Regions from separate parts of the Homo sapiens genome. Here region 2 is linked to region 1. Evidence: read pairs that join two places in POLR2A ChIA-PET (ENCODE). Cell type or tissue: MCF 10A. All regions are shown on one strand. Each heading gives the region's core, and the rest is flanking DNA. Links, peaks and the distances in the headings are about the cores only.

Region 1 (7,713 bases), core at 979-5,978:
GTATCTCAGATGGATATAATTAACAGTTTGCAGAGATGAAAGCAAGTCCCTGCCAATAGGAAATGTAGGAGATGCTGGGAGGGGACGCATGAGAGCATCGGAAACTGAGGAAGAGAGTGAGATAGTCAAAGGGAAAATTTTCTTAATTCATGACTTTGCAAGTGGTCGTCTCAGACCATACGTCCCAGTCCCAGACTTACCATACCCCAGCCCCTATTTCAACTTTCACCAAAAGAAAAAAGAAGAGAAGAGGGAAGGAAATAAGAGGGAAAAGATGGAGAAATGGGGGAAGAAGAGGGACAGGAAGGGAAGGAGAAGAAAGAGAAAAAGGAGAGGAATGAGAGAAGGTAAAGAAGTAATTAAGTAATTTATTAACTAAATAATTAAGAGTATAGGTTCTAGAACTACTGCATTGTGATTGTGGGCAAATCACTTAACTGTTTTGTGTCTCAGTATTTTATCTGTAAAATGGGGTGATAGTAGGTCCTCCCTTGTAGTGACTTTGGTTATTAAATGAGTTCATACAATATAAAGTTCTTAGAGCAGTTCCTGGCACAAAGCAGTCAATGAGCAATAGCAATTGTCATTTCTAAGCATTTTTTCATACATGCCAGGCACTGGTATCTAACCTTCAGTGGGTTACGTAATTTTATCAATGTAACAGCAAAAATGAAGTGGCTGAAACCAAGCTTTCAAATGCCAGGTTATTTTGTTGTTGTTGTTGTGTTTTTTAAATTTTTAATTTGGGGGTACATAGTAGATGTATATATTTATGAGGTAAATGAGATGTTCACAATGAGTAATAGTCACATCAGGGTAAATGAGGTATCCATCACCTCAAGCATTTATTCTTTCTTTGTGCTATGAATGTTCCAGTTTCATTCTTTTATTTTGAAATTCACAACAAATTATTGTTAACTACAGTTGCCTTATTGTGCTACTGAACACTAGGTCTTATTCACTCTTTCTAACTATATTTTTGTACCCATTAACCATCCCCACTTCCCTGCATTCCCTGACCCCCAACTAACCTTCCGTGTCTCTGGTAACCATCATTCTACTCTGTCTTCATGAGTTCAATTGTTTTAAATTTTAGTTCCCACAAATAAGTGAGAACATGTAAGTTTGTCTCTCCATACCTGGCTTATTTCACTTATCATAATGACCTCCATTTCCATCCATGTTGTTGCGAATGACAGAATCTCAGTTTTTTTTAATGACTGAATAGTACTCCATTATGTATACGTACTCTTTATATCCGCAAAATGGGATTTTAAAATCCTATTTTAAAAAAATTATCTTCTGCTGATTGTACACTGATGGGAAACTTCTCCAGGAGCAAACTTGATATTCCCCCTTGGCTTCATCTTAGTTAATTTAAAAATAATAACATCTTTATTTAATTCAGGGGAGAGATAAGCAGTATTTGTTATGTGAATACAAAATATGTGACCAACACTATTGTAGGTAGATGATGCCTTTCCTGATTTAATCCCCACCAAAACTTTGAGCAATAGAAGATATTCTCTTTTTATTTTGAAAATGAGAAGGTGAATTTGGTCAAGATTAAGTGACCAAACTCTGTGCTTTGTACTCCTCCCCACTGGGGCCTCCTCATTCCCAATTTTGCCTAACATATATTCTGGCACAGAAGTGAGCACTGAATAAATGCCAGTAGAATTAAATTCTACAAATGCTTGAGTTACGCTTCATGGTTAATGGGTGAATACATTTATATAGAATAACACTTTTCCATTCTCCCAACTAGAACACCAACACTCAGTGCCTGATGGTGGTTTGGGAGCATTAGTTAGAATAGGAGACTGTACTTACATACATACTTATTTTAACTGTAAAGTTAAATTGATATATTTAATGCACAGCTATAATATGAATATATTGTAGCTATAATATTGGGTACATATGTGTACATAGCTATAATATTGAGTACATATATGTACTCCCAATTATCTGGGAGTTCACTAAGCAGTACAATAAATACATTAATAAACATAAAGAAAATCTTTATGGATTTTAGTACAACTTGTGAATTTAGAAACAGGTTGTGACTCTCCTCTGGGAAAATTCCTATGATGACCTCTCATGTTCCTTGGGGCAATGAGCCTCAGTTCTTAGAGGTATCTGCCTTTCTTTGAACACATACTGCTCCTCTCCAGATATCTGCATAGCTCACATCTTCACTCCTAGAAATCTTAGCTGAAATGTCAGTCATCTTCTCAATGAGGTCTACTGTCACCACTTTTTATTTTATTTTTTGATATAGGGTCTTTCTCTGTTGCTCAGGCTGGAGTGCAGTGGTATGATCTCAACTCACTACAACCTCAACCTCTTGGGTTCAAGTGATCCTCCCACCTCAGCCTCCTGAGTAACCGGGACCACAGGAGCACATTACCACGCCTGACTAATTTTTGTATTTTTTGTAGAGAAGGGGTTTCACTATGTTGCCCAGGCTGGTATTGAACTCCTGAGCTCGAGGAAGCTGCCAGCTTCAGCCTCCCAAAATGATGAGATTATAGGCATGAGCCATCCTGCCTGGCCCCTCATCGCTTTATTTAAGAAGACAAGCTACCTTAGTCCCCAACTCCAGCTTCCTAACTCTTGACTCCCTTAGCCTACTAAATTTTCTCTTTCTTCCCTAGCACATAACATGTTTTAGCTTGTAGAAGAACTTTCTCATTTATTATCTTTATTGTTTATTGAGCCTCCCCCCAGCCCCAGGAGAATGTAATCCAGGAGGGCCTGGATCCATCTCTTTTATTCATGGATATATTGCAAGTACCAAGAAGTGCATCTGTTCAGTAAAGCCTGAATGAATGAACTAACAGACAACAAAAAATATTTGTTGAATGACTAGAGGGTAACTTAACTTTTTCTCAGATAATTCAGTATTTATAAGAAAGTTTAAGAAATGCTTTTGATTAAACTATTCTCATTATCTTAAAGTTAATAACGATCAACTCTAGATCTTTTTAAAAACTGTGCTCATTTTATTATCTGTCCTGCCTTCCTAATTTTCACCTAAAGATGTAAAACTAAATATACTATTTGTTCACTTTGCAAGTACAAAAAAAAACTCAAATATGAAAAATTTGACTTCTAATTTTTGGTGACTGTCAGATGCAAAGAGAATGTGCTGCCATCTTCCTCTGTCCCACTTGTTTTCACACACAAGGCAATCCAAGCACTAAGTTGCCATTTGTGTGCTCAGGACTGCTCTGCTGATAAGTGGTTGGGATTTGGAAGAGACACCTAAATACCGATGGTTGACCTCCCAGCACATTCTTGTTGGACTCTATCACACTACCCTATCAACCTGGTTAGTGTGTTATGCATGTCACTCTACTAGTGACAATAGGGGAATTTATTCCTTAAATCTCATGAATGTCTTTTCTCCTTCTTCTCTTCTTATATCATCTCCCAGACAAAGCTGGAGTTCAGGTGAACTGCAAAGTGGTGTGAGAGCTCCTGCTATGGTGGTCCAGCTCTCATCTGGCACTTCTGCTTGATAAGCTCAGAGCAGTTCTTTTAGACTGCCTCTTGTAGGCACGCTTGAAAAACAACCCAGTTAGCATTCCCCTAGCCTTCATCTATGATTTCACTGGGAAACTATGCATTAGATACTTTGGAAATAAATATACACAAGAAATTACAACTCAGTTTGAATGACCCTCTACCTTGGAATGTCTAGAACTGTGAGTTATAAGGCCAAGAAATATGTCCAGGCCTGCTGGCTCAAAAAGTTGCTATTCCTTATATGGAATCTGGACAGACAGGGAAGCTGAAGTTGTATAAACTAAACGGAGATTTTTTTTTTTCCCAGCCACTTACGTGCCTCATCCTTGACCTATTTCATTTATAGGTTCCTTTAAGATATGATGCCTTGAGAGTTCGTTGCCTTCTTGCCAGTCTTCCAACAACAATTTTAAGAACAGCCAGTGCTTTACATGGACTTTAATTATATTGGAAAATCCAAGGAAAGGACCAGAAAGGCCATGAGTGTGGTGATGCAATTATATCAGTAGAAGGTTAGACCTGCTAACAGTGAGGGGATCCGGCTAGAGCAACCCAAGTACAGTCGATTCATTACTGTTGGAAATTTTTAAATGCAGACATTCAGAAATGTTTAGTCTGGTTTTCAGTAAGGAAGAAGGGCAAGTAGATTCAAACAAGGACCCGCATGCTGCACAATAAGTACTTTTTTTACTCTATTTCCTTGATAATGGAGAAAATGAAACAACAAGCTATGAACTTAAAGCTAGAAGGAGAAATTCTATTCTTTAATAGGAGTAGTTATTTTTTCTTACACAATCTAGAATAGGGACATTTCGCAATCTTGGCTTACACAGAATATTTTAAAGTAAGTAATTCAGAACACTCAAAGTACGTTTGCTTTCGCTAATCCTTGTCAGCAGTTCTGAAGTCTTTCTAGGTTCAAATCCCAGCTATACCATTAACCAGGATAAGTTTCTTACGCTCTCTAAACTTCAGTTTTCTCACTTAGAAAATGAGGATTAAAAATAGTACCTACTGTACAGAATAGTTGGAAGAGTTTAAGAAGTTAAGACAACATAAATAAGAGACTGATGAGTACTTAGTGTCGCATAAATAGAAACAATTATTACTCTCACTAGCCATGTTTATTGATTGAATGGAGCTTTAGAAAAGTAGAAAGTAGATCATAAAAAAGTCCCGTACGTAATGAAAAGTGGCCCCCTGAGTCTGAACACACTGCCTTGTTACTCAAAATTTCTTCTTTTCTAGACTTAGGTGTATATTTTCAGTAGAAGTGGGGAAGAATGACAATTAACTAAACAATCCAAAGGAAGTGCTGGATCTTTGCATTTGTTATTGCAATTTTTCAGATGAAAGCTTGGGTTTCCTAGATGCTTAAATTACAGTACGATCTCACACTTGTACTTCATGAGGTTGCATTGGGATGTAGATATTTACGGATTGACCTACAGACTAAAAAACAAAGCAAAGAATCAAACAAAACAAAAACCGACAAAATATTCTTCTTCTTAAAGCCTGGATGATGATATTAACTTATACTGCTTTCATTTCAAGGCTTTTTTTTTCAAAGTGCGGAGTCGCCGAAGAGCGGACTTCACTTAGGGTACCCGGAAAGCACATGGAAGCGAGCCCACTCACTCATGTGAAAGAGAAACGCTCACCTTTGAGAAACATATTAGAATTCCAAAATGAGTAAATCTGAGAGAAGATGTTTTAGTTGTAGCACACATATTAGTTTTGTGATTTAAGACTGGTGTTTTTATTTTAAATGCACAGCAGGAGGGAAAGGTGGGGCCTTAAGCGTTTCTGTGCTTAGCGCCTCTGCAGGCCTGATCTAGCCCTGGTCTTGTAGATGATTGTAATACTTTTATAGCTATTCAGGTATTTTGTCACCAAAATAAATATATAGTTTATATTTAGGCAAGGCTAAAGGAGGGAATCTCAAATTTGTTTACAAGCTCAGTAATGGAAATAGAATGAGTACCAAATATTTCTATATCACTTGAAAACACCATTCATTGTTAGAGGCTCTGATATAATTTAGGCTCTGGGTAATTTTGATTTTGATAAACCTGATTTTCTAGTTTTTAAAATCTCTAATCGCCAAGCATCTAGTTTTTTCTCATTAGAGAAGCTAATGCTCTCATAATACTTAATATTCTCCATTTTCAGCAAAGCTAGCTTTAAATATTTCCTAATGCTAATGCCTGATTTGTCTAAGCATTTTAGCTAAATCTAATCTTTTATTACTGTTGATGCTCATCTCTATTTTCAGATGGTTAATTTGCTGACTTTCTGCAAAGTTCAGTTTTTGTTACATGTCTGATCAAGCTTAACAATAATTTCCTATATTAGCCAAAGGAATGTTTGTTTATGAGCTTAGAGTCATATTTATTAACATCCATGATTAACTGAAAATTGCCCCATGTGGTATTTCAATCCACAAATGTGTTTTGATTAGAAAAGGGACAATTATTCCATTTGCATTTGATTCTAACACAAATGGTATAATTTTCAGCTCTCTTAGTCAAACAGTTAGTAGTGAAGAAAAGAAAAGGTAAGGCCTTAGAAAGACTCCCATTATGGCTGCGGCTTTCTTATCACTTAGACCCTAGTATAATTTTGTTTTTGGTAGCACATTTCTATGAAATAGTTAGTATTGATAATTACCTTAATTGTTCATATACTCTATAAAGTATCACTGGGGCATTATCTATTATGTCGCCTGACATTGATTATTGTGTACTTTCGAACATATTTCATCCTCTTTAGGATTGGATGTCTGACTATTTAGATTTAATACTTGACAAATATTATGCATGTAGAAATCCAGTAAATAAGAAAAAATATATTTTGAGGAGGTGATTTATGTTCTCTTTAATTCCAAGTACTTTCTCTGACGCTTTCATGACCTGATCTAAATCTCCAAGTTCACTTTTTTTATCCAGTAGAATAGAATTTAGCTTCTCACGGACTGCTTGGGCACATGGCAAGGGATTCTTTCTGAGAGTCTGATGCCACTGGAATCTGGAATCTGACTTTTTGAAGTTCTGCCCGAATGGTTAGTAGCTCAGGGTGGTCTTTAGAAGCTGTAGTCCCAGCATAGAGTCTCATGGATCCCCGAGGCATGACTGGTCTGGTTAGCCTCTCCAGAACTGCTGATACAGGAGTCACCTCCTTGGAACTGTTTGTGGACCCAGTCACTTTCCCTGGAGATAAGAACAAACTTTTAGAACCAAAATTCTTGCACCTTCCTGTTAGACTGGGGGTTACTCTTTTATTTGCAATTCAGAATGAGAACTTTGATAAGATTATCTGACTTTTGTTGTTGTCTTCCTTGGGTTGAGAGCTAACTAGGCACGTAAATTTTGGTCTTATTATCTTTTTAGGCTGGGTCTAACAGAATGACAGAAAGGCACCAGTAGCTAGCACAATTCCCAACAGTCTCTATAATATTGACTCACTGAATGAATGAATGAATGAACAAGTGAGTTTTTCAGATATCTGTGTGACCACAGACTTGATGCTCCCATTTCAAGCTTCTATGATATCAGATTTTTTTTTTTTTACCCTGTTTGGTCAATTAGCTTTACCCAAAAGTTTTGCTCTAATTCCTAAAAAACTTCATATGAATTGGAAACGCTTCTTTCTTTTGATCAGCTTTAATCTGCATAGAACCTCCTTTTCATGCCAGAATGCCAGCTTTAATAAATCAGGCAGCTCAAATTGAGTAAATCTATTTAAATACTTATAAAATATTAAGGATGCATTTGGGAAAAGCCTCTAAGGTTATTGTGGCCCCTGAGCATCTCACAGTAACTAATTTATTAAGCAGTTTGCAAACCTGGGAAGAAAGGAAAAAGAAAAATGTTTTCATAAACCAAGAGCAGAAGCCAATTTTTCAGCTCAGATGATGAAAGGAAGCATGCATTTCTAATCAAAAAGACAGATAAGCCTTCTCTCTCCCACCATTCCCTCACCGGCAAAGTGCCTTTTCATCATCAACAACACTCCATTCCTAATGGCTGCCTGGGCCTTTCTGCACCTTCTCCATACGCTGGTAATGTACACACAGCATCCCTTTGAAACAAGAGCCCATTAGCTGTGGCAGACTACCTTTTCACATGACGCTCTTCTGTTGCAAGTCATCAGCACAGTGTTAAATCATTCTTACTGGGC
Region 2 (7,713 bases), core at 1,328-6,327, 49 kb before region 1:
TGCAAGTTAGAAAATCTAAGTTCTAACCTTGGCTAAGAGGAGTGGCTGTGTGGCTTAACCTTCGAGGCTCAATTTTCTTCATCTGTGATGGGAAGGAATTCAGACCACATACTCTTTAGGGCCTCTTCTAGATTTAATAGTCCTTTTCATGATTTTTTGAAGGTACTTAAGCTTGAACACCCCAGAAGCAGAAGAGGCAGCTTACACTGTGGCTTGAATCCTAAGAGACATTGCTTGTAGGCCTGTACGACTCTATTCTCATAGTGTGGAAGTCTCAGACCTTCTGTGTCCTGCTCATGTATTTATTGGAAAGACCAGTTACCTTCAGAAACAGGGCTCAGAATGTCCCAGCTTGGAGAGATTTAGACCAACCACATAATTTCACAAGAAAGAAGCTAATGCTCAGAGAGAGAAACGTATCTAAATTCACATAGCCATGTCAGAGTGAAACATTTGCTAAACTCTCTGTCTCCTGACATTGCCAAGTCTTCTGACACTCTACCTCATTCATTCACTCACTTATTTGTTCAATACTTTCTGAGAGTCTACTATGCAGTCAACACCTTTTACACCTGTCAGGATTCAAAAATAAAGAAGACATAATCCCTATTTACAAACAAGATCTTTTAAGATGTATGTGTTGATAAAACTCATTGTTGTTATTTCTTTTGCAGTTGTTTTCATTCATCAGCTGCCTGCCTTAATATTACCACTGAAGAATTTTGTACGTTTGTTTTTCTGGTGTGGATGGCATGGCAGAATGGTAGATACTGCATGGATTAAGACATGCTAGGCTGCAGAAACAATAGCCCTCCATCCTCTACCCCCTGCCAAATAGAACAGCTTACAAAACAAGTGTATTATTTTCTAATTTTATGGGCAAACAGAAGCTTTGCTCCCTGCAGCTTTTCAAGGACCCAGACTGATGGAGGTTGTGCTATTTTTAATACAGACTTACAGGGTTACTTGTAGTACCAATATTTGGCCAAATGAAAGGAAGGAGAACAGATGATTTCTTGTCGTCATTTTATGGACCACAGCTTGCTATGGCACGGAACACTTTTGCTCACATTCTATTAGCTAGAACCTAGTCACATGACCACACATAAATGAAAGGTAGGCTGGAAAATAGAGTCTAGCTCAATGCCCAGAAAATTAAAAAAAAAAATTGGTTTTAGTGAACTGTCAGCAGTCTTTGCCACATTGCTGTATGCCTAAACCTCACCTTCTATTAAACCATTCTGTGAATTCCTGTTCAGATTTAGTTCCCTTGTGGAGGGTGATTTGTATCAATTTTTAAATGGGTGTATTCATCCCTATTGAAAGTTAACATACTTGCTTTTTTTTTTGCTAGATGTCTTTAGAATTCTGCAAATAAATGGTTCAATATTGCTGTTTAATAATCGAACACAGAACAAGAGCTGTAAAGTTTTATCTCTATGTCTTGCTTGATTTATTCCTCACCATGGACAACATACATCTTTTTAAAAATTTATTTTAGTTTGAGTTCTGGGATACATGTGGAGAATGTGCAGGTTTGTTACATAGGTATACAGGTGCCATGGTGGTTTGCTGCACCTATCAACCCATCATCTAGGTTTTAAGCCCTGCATGCGTTACGTATTTGTCCTAATGCTCTCCCTCCCCTTACCCTACCACCCCCGACAGGCCGCAGTGTGTGATGTTCCCCTCCCTGTTTCCATGTGTTCTCATTTTTCAACTCCCACTCATGAATGAGAACATGCGGTGGCTTCTAGCTTCATCTATGTCCCTGCAAAGGACATGAACTCATTCTTTTTTATGGTTGCATAGTATTGCTTGGTGTATATGTGCCACAGTTTTTTTTATCCAGTCTATCATTGATGGGCATTTGGATTGGTTCCAAGTCTTTGCTATTGTAAATAGTGTTGCAATAAACATATGGGTGCAAACATACATCATTATACAACATCTCACTTACATAATACTTTTATTAAAATAAGCAAAAAAACAAAAACATCAACAGCCACCACAAAAACCCCTGCCTTACCTTAGAGGTAGTTCTGAGGAGTTAAAGGAAGACAGTTTTTTAAAAATTTATTTTATATATTTTTAAACTTTTAAGTTCAGGGATACAAGTGCGGGTTTGTTACATAGGTAAGCTTATGTAATGGGGATTTGTTGTACAGATTATTTCATCACTCAGGCATTAAGCCTAGGACCCATGAGTTATTTTTCCTGATCCTCTCCCTCCCCGCAAACTCCACCCTCCAAAAGGTCCCAGTGTGTGTTGTTCCCTTCTATGTGTCCATGTGTTCTCATCACTTAGCTCCCATTTCTAAGTGACAGTATGCGGTATTTGATTTTCTGTTCCTGTGTTAGTTTGCTAAGGATAAGAGAGTTAATTACATATATTTTTAAAAACTGAATGAAAGATTACTGGAGAAATAACTTATGTTTCATGAGAGGAATACATTTATATAATTATGGAAATATGATTTTGCCTACCATTAACAAATCAACATTAGAAAATGTTTTAACCCCCCAGCATGCGACCTCATCACTAAATTTAAAATATGAAATTTGATCATGACATAGGTATGAGTACTAGACCAGATTATGATACCTTTTTAAAGAGGTACAAAGGGAATCCTGGACTGAGGGAGTCATTTGAGTATAATTTTAATTTAAAATGCCCCAGGAAACAGTAAGTATTCTTTGTCTAGATTTCTATATGGCTCATTTCTGCACTTTATTTTCTGCTCATATCTTTTTTTTTGGCAAGGCTTCTACAACTACCCTATCAAATATAGCCTCCCCCATTACTCTCTACTCACCTTACTAGCTTTATTTTTATTTTTATAGCACTTTTGCTAGCTTGCATTATATTATATATTCACTTGCTCGTTTGTTATTGTCTTTATTCATCACTAGAATATAAGCTCAAGGAGGGCAGAAACTTGATCTGTGTCCCCAGCAACCTTGAACAAACAGTACCTGAATTAGACTAGATGCCCAATAGACTTTGGTTAAATAAATGACTTGCTTGTTTCACATAGATGCAAGATTACTTAATGGCCACAATGGAGGCAATGGACATTGGTTATGACCCATAAGTGCTATTCTGGGTGGTTGCATGCCCAGAGCCATTGTAAACCTGTGCCAGTTAAGCTTTTGCCGCTGAAATGACTGCCCGAAACTTAGTGGCTCAAAGCAACAATATTTACTCAGCTTATGACTCTGTAGGTCTGCAGTTTTGGCTGGGATTTAAGCTGGGTGGTTCTTTTCACCTTGGCTAGGCTCACTCATGCGTCTGTCGTCAGGTTTGAGTCAGCTAGGTGGCTCTGCTTCCAGAGTTGGCTGACTGTCACCTGTGGTGATGGGGCTGACTAAGCCATGTGTCTCTCATCATGTAGCAAGCCAGACCAAGCTCCACATTGCACATGCTCAGTATTTCAGAGTTAGAGCAGAAAGTGGAAAGCTTTTTGAGGCATATGTTCGAAACAGGTACAATGAACTTCTGATGCAATCTATTGGCTGGAGCATGCCATAATGGCAGCCTAGATTCAAGTGATAGAGAAATAGATTTCACCTTTAAAAGGATGGAGCAGCAAAGTCTGATTTTAAGAAAATGAATCTGGGCAATGGGAGAGTTTGTGGCCACTTTTGAAATCTATCACCAAGCCTTTATTGTTTTGCCCTGAAGGACCTCCTGATCCTGTACAGATTCCTTTTCTACTAAAACATGATAAAATCAAGGCAACTAAATGTAGAAAGCTCAAATGCATATCTAGGAGCAACATCCTCATCTGCATAAAAAGGCCTTTTCTGTGAGGGAGGACTGATTGTTCGCCATCTAATAGCCATTTCGTTTTCCTTCTCCCCCACAATATTAATTATATTCTACTCTGCATGCATCTCTGCTCAGCTATCTACCTTACCTCTCAATAAAAAGAGATAGCGTTTCAAAATAAATAGCCTGATACACTGTAAAGATGCTGCAGGTACTTAGAAACAATATTTTCTAAATATTTATAAGCTATATTTCAAAATCTGTTACATTCAGTGAATTATGTAAATAAATATCAGACCTGCAAGTCACCATCCCACAGCTCCAGTGCAGCAAGTCCAATTACTCATCTATAAACAGACAAGTCATCATTTAAACTCTGTCCTCTGACTTAGAGCTCTGTCTTTGGATTCTATCCAGCTAAACAAATCTAAAGTGTGAAACTTGTTTTTTCTTACTAAAAGAAATAAGAAGAATGTATTTATTATGAGGGAGAATGACAGTGTTTATTTTATTTGCTTTTGAATTGCTTTAAGACATAAGAAAAATCCTCTGTGTAAACTGGTTCCAATCTCAATTGGAATAGGGTAAAGGGACATGCGGGTGGGAACAGGAGGTGAGAAAAGGAAAGAGGAAACAGAGAGCACATTTGCAGAGAGCTTGAGCTTAATTTTCTTGAAATGCTCCAGGCTTGCAGAGCTGCAGGCTGGAAAGACAGGTCAGCCAGATGTCAACACTTAGGTCACAGTTCTGGAACAATGTTCTGATTCCCTTACATGGTTGCAGGATATGAGGATGAGAGGGAAGCAGGAAAACCCCCAAGTAATTCACATTATGTGTCCTTGTAGACCATCCACACTCTCTGCCCTCTCTCTGTCCTGGCAATGCTCATCTCCCAAGAGACCAGATCCAGATCTAGGAAGAGAGGTAAGAAGTCTGCACTAAAAGCCTGGACATAGTAAAGTTCATAGATGGAGTTTAGGCACTAGGCTATGAAGGTTTTGGGAAGAAAATGTTCAGTGTGCTATGGGATTTTGTAGGACTTCCATGGAATCTTTAAAGGTAGGGAGCAGATGAATCTAGAAAAAGTACCTCCAGCAAGATGAGCAAAATCGAAAAGCTAGAAATGCATGTCAGGTACTTATGGTTCTTGAGAAGGTGACACTGAATGCAGAGGGAAGTTGGTCTGCAGGCAGAGAGGTTTGTGTTGGGGAGTGGTGAGGGCTTTGAAGACAGAGGCTAGGTGGGGAGCTTGGGATTTATTCTAGTGGTAATGGGAATCCACTGAGGACTTTTATACCAATATCTAAAAATGAGCACGTGAGATGTGGACAGGAGAGTTATGTGACACCTTCTAGCAAGATTGAAAGTCCAAGATCCAAGCTCCCTATTCCCAGTAATGTATCTTAGCAAAGGTACATGGAACAAAGCGTGGCCTATTGACCATCTATAACCCACCAGAATGATGAAGAATTTCTGTGTCAATGGTAGATACTGACTAACAAATGCAAGAAACTGAGTCAATCTCTATAATTCTCCATCTCTCTCTCTCTCTGAGGTTATTATATTCAAGGGACAGTCATAGGATTACACGCTCTAGGAGTGATGGTTAATTTTAAGGCTTTTTGTCAGTGAGTGCAGAGAATGATCCTTCTGGAAACTCACAGTGCTTGAAAACTTGAAACCATCTCTTTTTAGTTTCTCCACTCCTCCCAATGTTTGCTGCTGGTATTGTACTATAAATCTTTACAGGCAAATTCTTTAAACAAACAAATAAATGAACAAATAAACAAGTCTCGTGAGCTAATAAAATATCCCCTCCATCATTCCTCACAACAGCCTCTTTTCTGTCAATATGGTTTTCATTTATTCAGATCAATCCTTTCTGATTACTTATATTGGTTCTCTCTTTTCCAACTATTCTCAGGCAGATTGCTGTCTGGCAAGGGCCACTACTGAGTTTTTATGTTTACTTTATTGATCTTAGGAGATCAACCCATCTGTTTCCACTGTCCTCCAAGCAGATACAGTTTCTCAGTGAAAGATAGTATTTTTTATTTCACAGAGGTGTAAAAACCCCCTTTAGCTCATTTCTCAAATTTTACTAGTTATAAAAATCTTCGAAAAGTTAATAACTTTCCATATTATGCAATCATAATCATTTGTTGCAGAAAAAATCAAATCACAGGTTTTGATTTTTATTCTCCTCAATAGAGGAGAATAAAATCAAAGAGAATTCGAATTTACAGAGGTAATGATCGGTAATATGTGGATGTATGGCATCTACTATTTTGTTCTATGCACACACACACACACACACACACACACACAAACATTCCTATACTCAGATTTTGATCTAGGAATCAAAGAGATATAAAAATTGTTTTATTTTCCTAAGCATTTTTAGACAAAATTTGATTTGCAGTCACTATTACTCAAGATGTAGGAAAATATATGACATTGCTGTGTTATTTATATAGAGTCCTTTATGAGCAACTTAAAATATCAGTATTTTCCTGGTTTATTCAAGCTTGGCAACACTTAGAGCTTCTTCACCAAATTTAATACTTTTTTAAAAAAAATCAAGGTCATAATAAGTATTACTGGAGAAGGAAAAGAAAACAGACCAGCTGATAATTATTGTGGAGCCAGCTACTAAAAAGGGTTAGGGATCTTTTAATAAGTCTGTTAGCATTTGCACCACTGTCTCCTCGCACACCAATTTGAGATTTTACAGCCTCCACATAAATATTTTTAAAGATCCAAATTGGTTCTTTGAGATGTGAATGACAGAACTTGTTCCCTTTGCTTAAAAAAGGTAGTCCCATTGTTTAGAAGCAGTCAAATGCTTTAGCCTTAAAGATACAGTTTATCCAAAGAAAAGGGATTGTAATCAATGCAACATACAATCTTGTTGAATACATTCTCCTCAGCAAGAACTTAGGAGTTATTAAAGCACCTCTCCAGAAAGAGAAATGACTTAAAATGCCTTTAATCCATTGTGTTATTTTCCCCAAAGGTTTATTATGAGTAGAAGATACCTTCAGAGTCAAAAAAGAAAACACTTTGGAAATTAATACAACCTAGGAAAAAATCTAGTAGCTGTAATTAGTCTATACTATCAACAAACATACAACAAAATATCCATATGAGGGTGGAACACATTTTTGTCTGAACTTAGTTCTGATTCAATATAGTTTTTTTTCTTAAGTCACAATAATGTAACTTAAAAAGTTTCTAGTAATATTTATTGTATGTAGCCTAGAAGATGAAAAGAATGTAACTATTATTCTTGGTTTGTTTTTAGGTTATTTACTTAGGGCTAAGCACCTCATTTTTCTTGTATACAAAAAGTAATTATGCAGTCAAAAGAAATATAGCTCATATACTTCAAAACATATGAAAAATGTAAAACTTTATTACACACATTAATTTCTAACAAAGGACATCTCTAGCATCAGTATAACTGGGACAAGCCAGATAACTGATGTATCTATTCAGATGTTTCTCCCAAATGAGTTTTATAAAGGCAAACAAACAAATAAACAATTTCTTCTTTTATGTCTGTCTCTCTTTTATAAATTTTCACTTCCCAACACAGGCAATAGTTTTGGGAATTTGTGTGTATGTGTGTGTGTCTGTGTGTGCGTGTGTGTGTATCTGTGTGTGTGTGTGTGCGTGCACACATGTACATTAATATATTCTGTTTGTTAGTCTTGCTAGTCCCTCATTTCTCATTTCTTATGTTGTAAAGCAAAGATTTGAAAACCTGCAAATTATGAACTAAATACGTTGATGGTTTTTCCAACTTGGATCTTGCCCATCCTGACCTAATGGAAATGTCAGCATATTCTTGGAAAGCCACGGTTAGTGTGAGTGAGCCAGGCCTGTTCTGGTTGCCCTCATTCTTTCACTCCCCGAGCAGTGGCTCCTGGATAACAAGG

What was found. Peaks named below come from ENCODE experiments on the same cell type or tissue, not always from the same donor. Only the 100,000 strongest peaks of a DNase experiment are listed, where the experiment ranks them.
Region 2: POLR2A ChIA-PET joins it to region 1 with 14 read pairs; 2 of 35 experiments call an interaction of 5 or more read pairs at or near these places.

Annotation. Positions count from the first base shown.
Region 1 is chr2:66,836,455-66,844,167 of GRCh38, forward strand. No RefSeq gene overlaps it. Among named protein-coding and RNA genes, the nearest start is that of LINC01799, 64 kb to the right of the region's middle. In MCF 10A, for the core only: no CTCF peak of the experiment used is centred there; DNase peaks (open chromatin) are centred at 3,717 and 4,357.
Region 2 is chr2:66,786,609-66,794,321 of GRCh38, forward strand. No RefSeq gene overlaps it. Among named protein-coding and RNA genes, the nearest start is that of LINC01797, 87 kb to the left of the region's middle. In MCF 10A, for the core only: no CTCF peak of the experiment used is centred there; a DNase peak (open chromatin) is centred at 3,303.